Linked DNA regions of Homo sapiens: region 2 is linked to region 1. Evidence: read pairs that join two places in POLR2A ChIA-PET (ENCODE). Cell type or tissue: CD4-positive, alpha-beta T cell. All regions are shown on one strand. Links, peaks and the distances in the headings refer to the core of each region. The heading gives the core; the rest is flanking DNA.

The links. ChIA-PET counts read pairs that join two places held together with the same protein. Peaks named below come from ENCODE experiments on the same cell type or tissue, not always from the same donor. Only the 100,000 strongest peaks of a DNase experiment are listed, where the experiment ranks them.
Region 2: POLR2A ChIA-PET joins it to region 1 with 7 read pairs; 2 of 35 experiments call an interaction of 5 or more read pairs at or near these places.

The regions. Positions count from the first base shown.
Region 1 is chr14:98,651,724-98,658,011 of GRCh38, reverse strand. No RefSeq gene overlaps it. Among named protein-coding and RNA genes, the nearest start is that of LINC02914, 57 kb to the left of the region's middle. In CD4-positive, alpha-beta T cell, for the core only: no CTCF peak of the experiment used is centred there; no DNase peak of the experiment used is centred there.
Region 2 is chr14:99,283,869-99,290,156 of GRCh38, reverse strand. It overlaps LOC105370660 (a long non-coding RNA gene), which reads left to right and starts at 2,795. Exons shown (of 3, transcript XR_001750881.2): 1 at 2,795-2,883; 2 at 4,633-5,334. RefSeq lists an enhancer at 5,515-6,237. In CD4-positive, alpha-beta T cell, for the core only: no CTCF peak of the experiment used is centred there; no DNase peak of the experiment used is centred there; H3K4me3 peaks cover 1,214 bases; H3K27ac peaks cover 536 bases.

The sequences.
Region 1 (6,288 bases), core at 429-5,428:
AAACAATTACAACAGTAACATCAAAGATCACTGGCCCCAGGTCACCATAGCAGATGTGGTAATAATGAAAAAGTTTGAAATATTGCTAGAATTGCCAAAATGTCACACAGAGATACAGAGTGAGCACCTGTTTTGGGAAAAATCGTGCCAAAAAACTTGCTGAATTCAGTGTTGCCACAATAGTTCAGCTTGTAAAAACACAGTATCTGTGAAGTGCAATAAAGCAAAGCACAATAAAATGAGATATGCCTGTATCTTCTTTCTAATGGGAGTGCTTAATCTCGTAACACTTAATATAATTATTTATATGATTGGGTTTGGATCTACATTTTAATTTATGTTGTACTTGTCTTTTCTGGTTTTGGATCATCTATTCCTCCTCTGCCTTTAAAAAATAATGTGAACATGTTTTAGAATTCCCTCTTTAACGGTTATGTTGGCTTTTTTGCTACCATTAATTACGTTATGTTTTTAGTGGTTGCTGTAAAAATTATAATATACCAGTTTGCATCTTCACATTTTATATATGGTTAACAGTATCCCACTTCATGTAAAATAGTAAAACTTGAAACTGCACTAGTTCATATCTCCCATCCTGTGCTTTATGCTATAGTCATTGTATGTGTAACATCTACATACATTTTAAAACTTACCAGAAACATTACATATGTTGTTTTTAATATTTACATGTATCATAAAAAATTAGCAAGAATGAAACAAAAAATATAGTCTTTTGGATTTAGAAAGATGTCTGAGGAAGACAGCTCAGATCTTCAAAATTAAAAAAAAAAAGGGCATAGAAATGCCCTTTTGAGCTCAGGAGTTTGAGACCAGCCTAGGCTACATAGTGAGACCTTGTCTCTACAAAACATCAAAAAATTAGACAGGTGTGGTGGCATATGCCTGCAGTCCCAGCTACTTGGGAGGCTGGGGTGGGAGGATTGCTTGAAACCAGGAGGTCAAGGCTGCAGTGTGCTGTGATGAAATGCCCTTTTTTTTTTTTTTTTTTTTTTAAATTTTGAAGATCTGAGCTTTCTTCCTTCAGCCAGAAAGGAAGCATTTCTTGCAGTGCAGCTTTTTGGGTGGTACTCTCTTAGTTTTCTTTAATCTGAAAATATATTTATTTTACTTTTATTCTTAGAGAATATTTTTGCTGCATATAATTCTGGGTGGAGAGCTTTGGTTTTCATTTTTTCACTAATATAAAATCTTCCACAGTCTTCTGACCTCTGTAGCTTCTGATATTTATTCATTTACTCTTTACTTTCATACATATTTGTTTTTCTCTCAATGTTTTCCATATTTGACTACACCTTTGGCTTTCAACAGTTTAACTACGATGTTCCTTCATATTTATTTTGACTGATGTTTATCAGTATCTTGTATCTGTAAACTTCTCTCTGTCATCATGTTTGGAACATTTTCAGCCTTTCTTTTTCAAATATTATTTTTGGCCTTTCTTTCCTGTCCCTCTGGACCTCCAATTACACATATGTTGGAACTCTTGGTATTATTGAGCAGCTCCCTGAGGCTTTGCTGGTCTTCACACTTCTTTTTCTCTTTGTTTCTTCAGATAATTTCTATCAATTTATTTCATGTTTACATAATCTTTCCTTTGTTGTCTCTGTTACTATGATTTTTTCTTTAGGCCTTGTTCTGTTTCTCATCTGAAGCTTCCTATCTTATTATTTAGTGCAAGTCTATTTACAAAATTAATTAATTGTTAATTATAACAGCCACTTAAAAATCTTGGTCTTTTGTTTTCCATATCAGGATCATCTTAGGGTTGGTCTCAGTTTATTTTCTTTTCTCCTTTGCATGTGTTTTGTATTCTTGGTTCTCTATGTGTCTGGTATTTTATTTATTTATTTTTTTGAGGCAGGGTATCACTCTGTTGCCCAGACTGGAGTGCAGTGGCACCATCACGGCTCACTGTAGCCTTGAACTTCTGGTTTCAAGCAATCCTCCCACCTCAGCCTCCTGAGTAGCTGGGACTACAGGCATGTGCCACCACATCTGGTTAATTTTTGATGTTTCGTAGAGACAGGGTCTCACTATGTAGCTTAGGCTGGTCTGAAACTCCTGAGCTCTAGCTGTCCGCCTGCCTCAGCCTCCCAAAATGCTGGGATTACAGACATGAACCACTCACTGTGCCCGGCTGTATCTGGTTACAGTTTTGGACTGTAACCGAGACATTGTGGATACTAATTTGTGGAGATTCTTTATTCTGTCACTTTTCTCTGGTGAATGATGTCCCTTTGTTTTAGTAGGCAATTATATTGGATGGACTTGAACTGCAAACTCCGTTTCTTGGGTGGCATCTCGTCTCTTCACATATTTTGTCTTTAGCTGGAGTGCTTTAAGTCTGTGTGCTTGGGTGATCCAAGTGTGAGTCGTTGTCAGAGATACAGGGAGGCAGAATTTAAGGATCCACCCTAGGCTCTTTACTTTCTAGAATTCTTCAGCTGTCTTCAGTAGCCATAGATTCCTTATATATAGTTTTCTGGTTCTCCAAACCAGAAACATTGTGGTTTTCCCACTGGCCTTCCTTGCTATATCAAATGTTTTGCTGACTTGTCTTAGGCTAAAAGCCATGAAAATGGGGACTGACTTTATTCCTTCCTCTTCTCTGTGCATGGACTCCCTGCCAGAGTTCATCTACTTCTGCACACTATCCAGTGACTTCAAACAACTGTTTGTACTATCACATGCCTATTCTATAGTTGTTTGCTGTGGGGTCATCTGCTCAAAAGAATCTTACTCCTTCATTACCACAGCAGATCCTGAAACTTGCTTTTTACACATGCACACACAAAATGCTTTTGAAAATCACTCATGGTGACATGTTAGTTCCAGTTATTTTTTTATTGCTGTCTAGTGTTCTCATTGAAGGACTATAAACATCTTAAATCCAATTTTCATACAATGGATATTTAGCTTTCCAGTGTTTCTTACAGGAAATGCTGAGATGAACATTTTGCAACTTCTATATTTACTTTTTTTTTTAATACATAGTTCAGTTTCTTTTAGGTATATGGCTAGAAGTGAAATTTCTAACTTGAAGGTCATTGATATGTTCAGCTTTCCTAGACGGTGCCAAATTGTTCTTCAAATTTGTCAAAACAACTTTGCATCTCACCAACAGCATACAGTTCTTGTTTCTTCAGATATTCACCGTAACTAAGTATCATTAGACACTTGTGTGTTTGACAGTCTGATGAGTGTGAAATGAAATGGTGTCTTATTGTTGTTTTTATTTGCATACCTCAGATGATTAAGGTGGAACACAATTTCTCTGTATATTAATCATTATAATAGCTTCTTGTGACTTTCCTTTTCAGATTTTAGCCAACATTTTTCAGAAATTTATTTCCTTTTCTTTCTTTTTAATTTTCTACATTTGTGGTAGTTTATTATGTATTCTAGATACCTTTTCTATTCAGTTCTATGCTTTATAAACATATTTTCTCAATCTGGCCTGTCTTTTCTTATAGTTGAAAGTTTCTTGTTATGCAGAAATGCTTACATAGAGTTAATTTTTTCAGTCAATTCCATTAGGTTTAATTTCTTACTATGTAAGGCTTCTTGTTAGATTTTTTTTCAAGAAATTCTTCACTGCCCGTATATCACAAAGATATTTTCTTATACATTCTCCCACAATTTCAGAGTTTTTCCTTTTTAGATTTAGATATTTATTATGTCTGAAATTTATTTCTTGAGCATACTATAAGGTAGGTATGTGCATTTTATTTTCCATATGGAGAAGCAATTGTTCTTTACACTTTATTGTGTGATCCTTTTCCCCCCTCACTACAATTTAGTGCCACCCTTGGGCCAGTTCGGGTCCTCCATACTTCCACAGGTCAATTTTTGGGCTTCAGTTTTCAGTCAATTTTCTATCGCCTGCATTGACCTCATGGTTTTAGTTACGAGAAGTTTGTAACACATCAAGGCAAGTTTTCTGACAAGCCAAACAGTTGGATTGTAACTGCAATATAATAATTTTGGGGAAAATTTGTATCTTTATGATATTAGTTCCTCTAAAAATCCTGACTATATTTCATGTAGGTCTCCTTTTAAGTAATTCGGTTCCCCAGGGGGAGGGGGGTTCCTTGCTCCCAGAGCTCCCAAGATGGTGGCAGGCCACTTCCAAAATGGCGGCTGGCCGCTTCCAAGATGGTGGCAAGCCTCGTGTTCTCTGACCTGGGGTTCTTGGCCTCACGGATTCCAAAGAATGGAATCTTGGGCCATGCAGTGAGTGTTATAGCTCTATTAGAAGCCATGGATCATGGAAGAGAACCATGGAACCCAGTGACTAGTGTTCAGCTTGATTAGGACGAACCCAGGCACTTAGCCGTGCAGCAACAATGGCAAGCCTTTAGCCCAATTGGGAGCAGCAATGGGCACCTCACTGGATCAGGAGCACAGCAGATACCCTGCTGGATCTGGAAGGATGGAAGTCAGCAGTGAGTCTGAGATGGCAGCAAACAGCAGTGGTGGACAGCCAGTGAAAGCTCAGCTCGAGCCATAACAAATACGGAACAGAAGAGTGCAGTGGCAAGATTTAATAGAGTGAAAACAGAGCTCCCATTCAAAGGGAGGGCACCCAAAGCAGGTAGCTGTTGCCGGCTTGAATGCCTGGGTTTATATCCCAATCATTGTCCCTCCCACTGTGCTCTCAGGTGATAGATGATTGGCTACTTCTTTACCTCCTGTTTTAGCCTAATTAGCATTTTAGTGAGCTCTCTTTACTAACTGACTGGTCGGGTGTGAGCTAAGTTGCAAGCCCTGTGTTTAACGGTGGATGCGGTCACCCTCCCGGCTAGGCTTAGGGATTCTTAGTTGGCCTAGGAAATCCAGCTAGTCCTGTCTCTCACTTCAATGGCACTTTTGTAATTATTTTCATATGTGACACATCTTTTGATAGATTATTACTGTATCTTACAGAAGTGTTGCTATTGTTAATATAATGTTTTTGTTAGTTTTTTTAGTAATTGGCTATTATTGGTAAATAAGAAACAACTTTCTTGAATATTAATCTTGTTAAAACAAACTTGCTTAATTCTTGCATTAATGTTAACAAGTTGTTTACAAATTTTCAATCATATCAATTTATTTTAAATTCTTATTAAAATAAATTCAGTAAAGCTATGCATTTGTCTTAAATATTAATTTAGCTTTTCACAAAAGTTGTGATATACAGTATACTGATTTCTAATTTATTCTAAATTTACATAATTTTCAAAAATTAATTTTGATTCCACTTTTGGCCCATTATATTTCCAAGCATATTAAAGGAAAGGAGCATTGATGATACTTTTATTGTTGATTTAAAATTTTAATTGCATTGTAATCAGAGAACTTGGGCTGTGTTATATTGATTCTTTGAAATGTGTTGTATGTAATACACTTTGGAACCTAACACATATTAGAGTTCCATATACCATGAAAAATAATAGATATTTTCTCATTCTACATATAGAATTATTTATTTGTGTGTATGTATACACTATAGATAGATAAATAGATACATACACACACATTTAAACAGAGTGTATTTTGTTCTAATCATTTATTTTTCATCTTTTTTTGATAGAGCACATAATATAAAATTTGGATTTTATAATTTCTCCTTATAGTTCTATCATTAGAATTCATTTTTATAGTTCTTCATGATAAAGTGTACTCTTCGTAATTTTCTAGTTTCTGCTTTCTTTTCAAAGAAATTGGTATAAATAAGTTCTATTTTCTCTCCAGTAATATTTTATACCAGTTGCCTAAACTGTGAACTTCTTGAAGGTAGGGTTACCTGATGCACCCCTGGGTTGTCAGTGCACAGGAGGTAGGCAGGGCAGTGACTGAAGCACAGGAAGCAGTGACACTCATCAGCCATCATCAAATGGAATAACATAAGCGGCTGATCGAAACTAGCTGGAAGGAAATTGCAGTCATAATATCTGTAAGCATGTTGGGTTTTTTTTTTAATGTTCTGCCCTTTACACCTATCATTTTATGAACATTTCTCTATACCAGGGGTTGGCAAACTTTTTCGGTAAAAGGTAAGATAATAAATATTTCAAGCTTTGTGGGCTATTTGGTGTGTGTCCCGAATCCTCAATCCCGCCATTGCAATGAAAAGCAGCCATAAATGAGTGATCATGGCTGTGTTCCAATAAAACTTTATCTAAGAAACAAGTGGCAGGCTGAAAGTGCTGACCCCTAGTTTACATCATTAGATCTTCTATAAAAATGGCTATAAGATATTCCAGGCTGTGAATATTTTATGGT
Region 2 (6,288 bases), core at 534-5,533, 630 kb before region 1:
TGTTTTTTGACTCGACACTACCAGGGAGGTTTGATCTTGCAGAGGCCAGAGGAGGAGAAGATCTCCTGGCTGACTCCACAGACACAGCTCAGAGGGGAACCCCCTTCGCCCATCCTCGGGACCTGCTTCAAGGGAGCTATGTGGCTTACACCTGGTCCCTGGGCTTCGGAGTGAGCTCGGGAACCCTGGCTTTGCTTCAGAATAAAGGAGGCTGGACGTAGACGGGAAGGCCCCATTGAAGCCCTTCTGCCTCCTGGGCCTGGGAGTCAGGGCATCGGGGCCCACCCCATGGCTCAGGCACTACCCCGGTCCTGTGCCTCCCCCGCCTCTCCCTGGCCTCAGACTCCCTCCTAAGGTAGGTGGACTGCATTATCTCTTGGTTCCTTCCAGCTTAAAAAGTCTATGTTCTAAATCCATCCATCAAACCCTATTTTGAGGGCTTTGAAGTGAAGCCTGGGTGTTTTTACCTTATCCCACACACCTACCTCACACCTTCCAAAGTTCCAACATCTCCTTTGATTGGCATGTCAAGTGGACACATTTCTGGACTGGAGGGGCCCCCACTGTGAGCCTCTGTTTCCAAGGAGCTAGCTGCTCACTTCCAAATGCTGCGGGTTGGTTTGCTCCTGAGGGCACATTGCACAACCAGGAATAAAGTCTCCTAGATTCTTGCCTCTGTATTACCTTGAAAGCCCCATGCTTCTTCAGTGTGATGGGAGCAAGCACAGTGAGTGATGGATAAAGGAATGGTGCCAGCAGTGAACTTCAGAGGACGGAGGGAAAAACCTCAGTCAGCTCAGAATAAGATCCTGCGTATGTTATGTAACAAATCCAGGTGTGTGGGCACTTCCGTTGACCCATGGTCCTGATTCCCAAATTGACTGGTGAAGAAATTTCTAGTGAAGGCCCCTTCAGTCAACAAGGAGTAACTGTGCACACCCTCTTCCTGGACATGGTGCCAATGGGCACTGCCAACCACACTCGGGGGCTGTTCTGCATTTCCCAGCTTCTCTGGAGGTCGGGTTGGGTCATGTGACTGGCTCTGGCCAATGGGCTGTGAATAGAGGTGATGAGTGTCACTTCTGGGTTGAGGCAGTTAAGAGCCAGTGGGACTCCTCCGTCTCCCTCTTCCCCTGCCATGGAGGTCCTGGAGGCCATGAGGGGTGGCTAGAGGGATAGAAGGACCACCAACAGCCTATGGCAAAAGAGGACATGTGAACCTTTCTTGTGTAAACTTCTTGTTTTTTCGAATTTATTTTTATTATTATTATACTTTAAGTTCTTGGGTACATGTGCACAATGTGCAGGTTTGTTACATATGTATACATGTGCCATGTTGGTGTGCTGCACCCACTAACTTGTCATTTACATTAGGTATATCTCCTAATGCTATCCCTCCCCCCTCCCCCCACCCCATGACAGGTCCCGGTGTGTGATGTTCCCCTTCCTGTGCCCAAGTGTTCTCATTGTTCAATTCCCACCTATGAGTGAGAACATGTGGTGTTTGGTTTTTTGTCCTTGCGATAGTTTGCTGAGAATGATCGTTTCCAGCTTCATCCATGTCCCTACCAAGGACCTGAACTCATCCTTTCTCATGGCTGCATAATATTCCATGGTGTATATGTGCCACATTTTCTTAATCCAGTCTATCATTGATGGACATTTGGGTTGGTTCCAAGTCTTTGCTATTGTGAATAGTTCCACAATAAACATACGTGTGCATGTGTCTTTATAGCAGCATGATTTATAATCCTTTGGGTATATACTCAGTAATGGGATGGCTGGGTCAAATGGTATTTCTAGTTCTAGATCCCTGAGGAATCGCCACACTGTCTTCCACAATGGTTGAACTAGTTTACAGTCCCACCAACAGTGTAAAACTGTTCCTATTTCTTCACATCCTCTCCAGCACCTGTTGTTTCCCGACTTTTTAATGATTGCCATTCTAACTGGTGTGAGGTGGTATCTCATTGTGGTTTTGATTTGCATTTCTCTGATGGCCAATGATGATGAGCATTTCTTCATGTGTCTGTTGGCTGCATAAATGTCTTCTTTTGAGAAGCGTCTGTTCATATCCTTCGTCCACTTTTTGATGGAGTTGTTTTTTTCTCGTAAATTTGTTTGAGTTATTTGTAGATTCTGGATATTAGCCCTTTGTCAGATGAGTAGATTGCAAAAATTTTCTCCCATTCTGTAGGTTGCCTGTTCACTCAGATGGTAGTTTCTTTTGCTGTGCAGACGCTCTTTAGTTTAAATAGATCCCATTTGTCAATTTTGGCTTTTGTTGCCCTTGCTTTTGGTGTTTTAGACATGAAGTCCTCTTAGATAAAGAGATTAAGTTGTGTAGCAGCACAGCCTGGGTTACCCTAACATGAGGAGGTAGACACAACAGGACGCGTGTCATTGGAAAAACCGACTTTGAACCCTGCGTCTGCTGCTACTGCCTGTGCAGTCTTGAGCTAATCGCATAGCTTGGCTTCCCTCCTATAAAATGAGATGGATGTGTAACCCGGGGGGCGGTGTGGTGTGTAGGAAGAGTGGATGTCAAATGTCCAGCTGCTGCCTGGTGCATAAGAGAGGCACAGCCTGGGTCTGAGTCAGCTCTCTGTGAGCCCTGCCCTGTGACTTCACTCCCGCTGAAGGCTCAGTCAACTGGGGGAGACCGTTCCATGAAGAGTGAGGGCGCATCTACCCCACCATACATGCCTTTGGTCAAAGTTGCAGAAGCCTGTGGTTGGGCGTGAACCCAGCACTTTGCAGAAGTGTGAATTCTTAATTTACCTCCCCCACAGCCACACACACAGGAGTGAAGGCAGCAGAGCCAAGCAGGAACCCGTCCTGCCCCAGGCCTGAGCTTTCTTAAGAGGCTCATGGGGCAGAAAGGTAAAGTGGTTTCTTCCTCATCTTCCATGTGCAGGAGCAGGGGTAGAGCTATGTGCCTAGATAATTTCATTTTGTGGGGCGCTGGGGGGAGGAGGGAAAATGGGGCTTCTTCACTCTATTATGTCCAGGAGGGTTTTCAGTAAGCACCAGAAAAATGTGTCTTTTATGTAATTCCATTTTCCTGTGCAGTAATTTACTACTAGTAGTTAGTTAATAGTTTCTCTTGTTTTTAATTCTTTATTTGTTAAACACAAAAATGAAAATGAAACCCAGCTACACACCGAGCTAACACTTCAGTGGCTGAAGAGTTTCACCGGGGTGCAGTCTTATTTTAGGGTCAACTTTGTGTGTGGTTACTTGGAGGGTGTGATTTGAGGCCACTACAAATATTCAGCCCTTAAATATTTCCTCCACTGAAGCATTATTTTCCCCTAAACCCTGACTTTATAACTGGAGCTTAAACTATGTGCAAAGTCCCAAGCTAGGACAAGAGGGTGGCAGGGGACATCTGAGTGGGAGTTCAGGGCAAACCTGCCATGGTTTTGGCCTCAAGATACTCACAGTCCAGGCATTATTGCTCTTTTCTGAGGTTGACAAGGAGGGCCACCAGTTCTTGTCAACATTCTCTTTGCAAATATGAAATGCAGGGAAATCTTTATTTATGTAATTTTAAAGGCAGAGTCTGTCACCCAGGCTGGAGTGCAATAGTACAATTATAGCTCACTGCAGCCTAGAACTCCTGGACTCAAGTAATCCTCCTGCCTCAGCCTCCCAAATCGCTGAGACTACAGGCCTGTGCCACTATGCTTGGCCAATTTTCTTTTCAAATTTTTGTAGAGATGAGGTCTCACAATGTTGCTTAGGCTGGCCTTGAACTCCTGGCCTCATAAGGTCCTCCTGCCTCAGTCACCTACAGTGCTGGGATTACGGGTGTGAGGCACTGCGCCCCGGCCTTGGGGATACTTTCCACAGTGTTTTACGACTTCGTAGAAAAGACCTGTGACCCCTGAGCCCCCGAGGGCAGGGTCTGTGTCCAGGTACCTTGGCTCTGCTGGCCTGGCCCCGGCTCATTATCCAGCACAGGGCAGGCACACACATTCATTTCTGGGGGTTGGCATAACAAAGTATTGCTAGCTGGGTGGCTTAAAACAAGAGGTGCTGATTGACAACTAGGGAGGCTAGAAGTCTGAAATCACGGTGTCTCTGGGCCACGTTCCCCCTCCAGGGGAAGATCCTTCCTTGCCTCTTCCTAGCTTCTGGTGGTTGCCAGCATTCTTTGGTGTTTCTGGCAGCTGTCTGGGTCCAGTGTCTGCCTCCGTTGTCACCAGACGTCCTCCCTGTGTGTCTCTGTGTTCACATGGCTGTGTTTTTAGGAGGACACCAGTCATTGCATGGAAGGTCCACCCTAACCCAGGATGACCTCATCTTAACTAATTACATTTGCAAAGACCCTAAGGCACATTCACAGGTACAGGGCTTAGGACTCCAACATATTATGGGGGGGTAGGGGGCATGATTTGACCCACAACAGAGCACAATGCTTGGTAACAATGTAGTTACCAAGTGAACCATGAGGTGCTTTGGGAGCAGGGAGGGCATTGGAAAACGAGGGCGAACAGGCCACAGAAAGGAGGGCTTTGCATGTAAAATGTGTCTAAGTATTCAAACACTGCGTGGCGCTGTGTTGGGTGAGAAAGGGAGTCTCTTAGTTTACCACTTTGCCGAAACCCAGGGTTTTTCTCTTCCTAGGGTCATTGTGCATTTTTGTTGACTATTGATTCTCCCCTTCATTCAACAACTGTACTGAGGCCAGATCCCAAACTGAGCTCTGACGAGATGGAGAAGCAAAGGACACGGTTCCTGCCCCCAAGGAGCTCCCAGACAAGCAGGAGAGAAGGTGGCTCCCAGACAAGCAGGAGAGAAGGCAGCTCCCAGACAAGCAGGAGAGAAGGCCGTGGAAATGATCCTTCTGATACCACAGCCTGCCGATGTCATCTAGAACTCTGGGGGATTGGGGGAAAACGAACAGAACCAGATTAAAAAAAAAACCCTGTCCTTAGCTAGGTGTGGTGGTGGGCACCTGTTATCCCAGCTACTTGGGCGGCTGAGGCAGGAGAATCGCTTGAACCCAGGAGGTGGAGACTGCAGTGAGCCAAGACTGTGCCACTGCACTCCAGCCTGGGTGACAGAGCGAGACTCTGTCTCAAAACAAAAAATGAAAAACAAAAATGAAAAAGAAAAACAAAAACCAAACCCTGCCTTGTAATTTTGACTTTTACTTTATCCAAGTCAGGACTCCTGGTCTGAAGAATATTTGACCTCATAACTATTGGGGGACACTGGGGCTCCCTGCCCAGGGACAGGATGTTCTCTGCAGATATCAGGACGTGGGTGCCGATGACAAGGGCGCTTTGCCGCCATGGCCCGGGGCTGGAAGCGCAGCTCTCAAAGGTTGGTTGTGAAGCTTCCAGGGGAGATGGTCCTCTGCAGGAAGAATAAGAGCCATCCTGTAGCCTTCGCTGTTCCAGAAGGCTCCGTGGTGAATACATAATTAGGTCCTCTGTAATTACCAGTTTGAATCTGCCTAGGACACTAAGGCTCCCACCCCCTAATTTACCTTATAAATTTATTCTGCTAAAAAAGTCGAAAATGTCAGTCTTCTGTGAACGCTGCATAAATGAATTATCTCCCCATGACAGAAGGTGGGGAGCGGGGAGGCTTCCAGAGGACATTCCTCACTGTGAGTGTCGGAAAGTGCTCCATGCTTCGCAAGCACCCAGCAGAGAGCCTAACCAAGCTGCTTCCTGCGCCCACCCCACGGAAGGCCAGGTTCCAGCAGGTTCTGTGTAGCTGGTTAGCCGGTTAGCCAGCCCCAGCAGGGCGAGCAGAGGTGGCTTTAAAATCAGCCTGTTTGGCAGCTGTGAGAGAGCTTTGCCTTAGCGTGCAGTCCCAGGTAATGGAGGGCTGCAGACAGAAGGAAAGGAAGGAAAAAGCATGGCAGCTTCTTAAAGAAGGTCTCATCCAACCACGTCCCACAGACCTCCCTGCACCCAGGATGGTCTCACACCATAGCATGGCAACCATCTCCTTGATTCTTTCACAAAGAATAGTTTTACAAAACTATTTATTACAATGTACGAGGCTGGGCGCGGTGGCTCACGCCTGTAATCTCAGCACTTTGGGAGGCAGAGGCAGGCGGATCACTTGAGGCCAGGAGTTCGAGAGCAGCTTTGCCTATATGGGGAAACCCTGTCTCTACTAAAAATACAAAAATACAAAAATTAGCCAGTCATGGTGGCGGGCACCTGTAGCTCCAGCTACTTGGGACGCTGAGGCAGAATTGCTTGAACCTGGGAGGCAGAGGTTGCAGTGAGCCGAGATATTGTGCCACTGTACTCCAGCCTG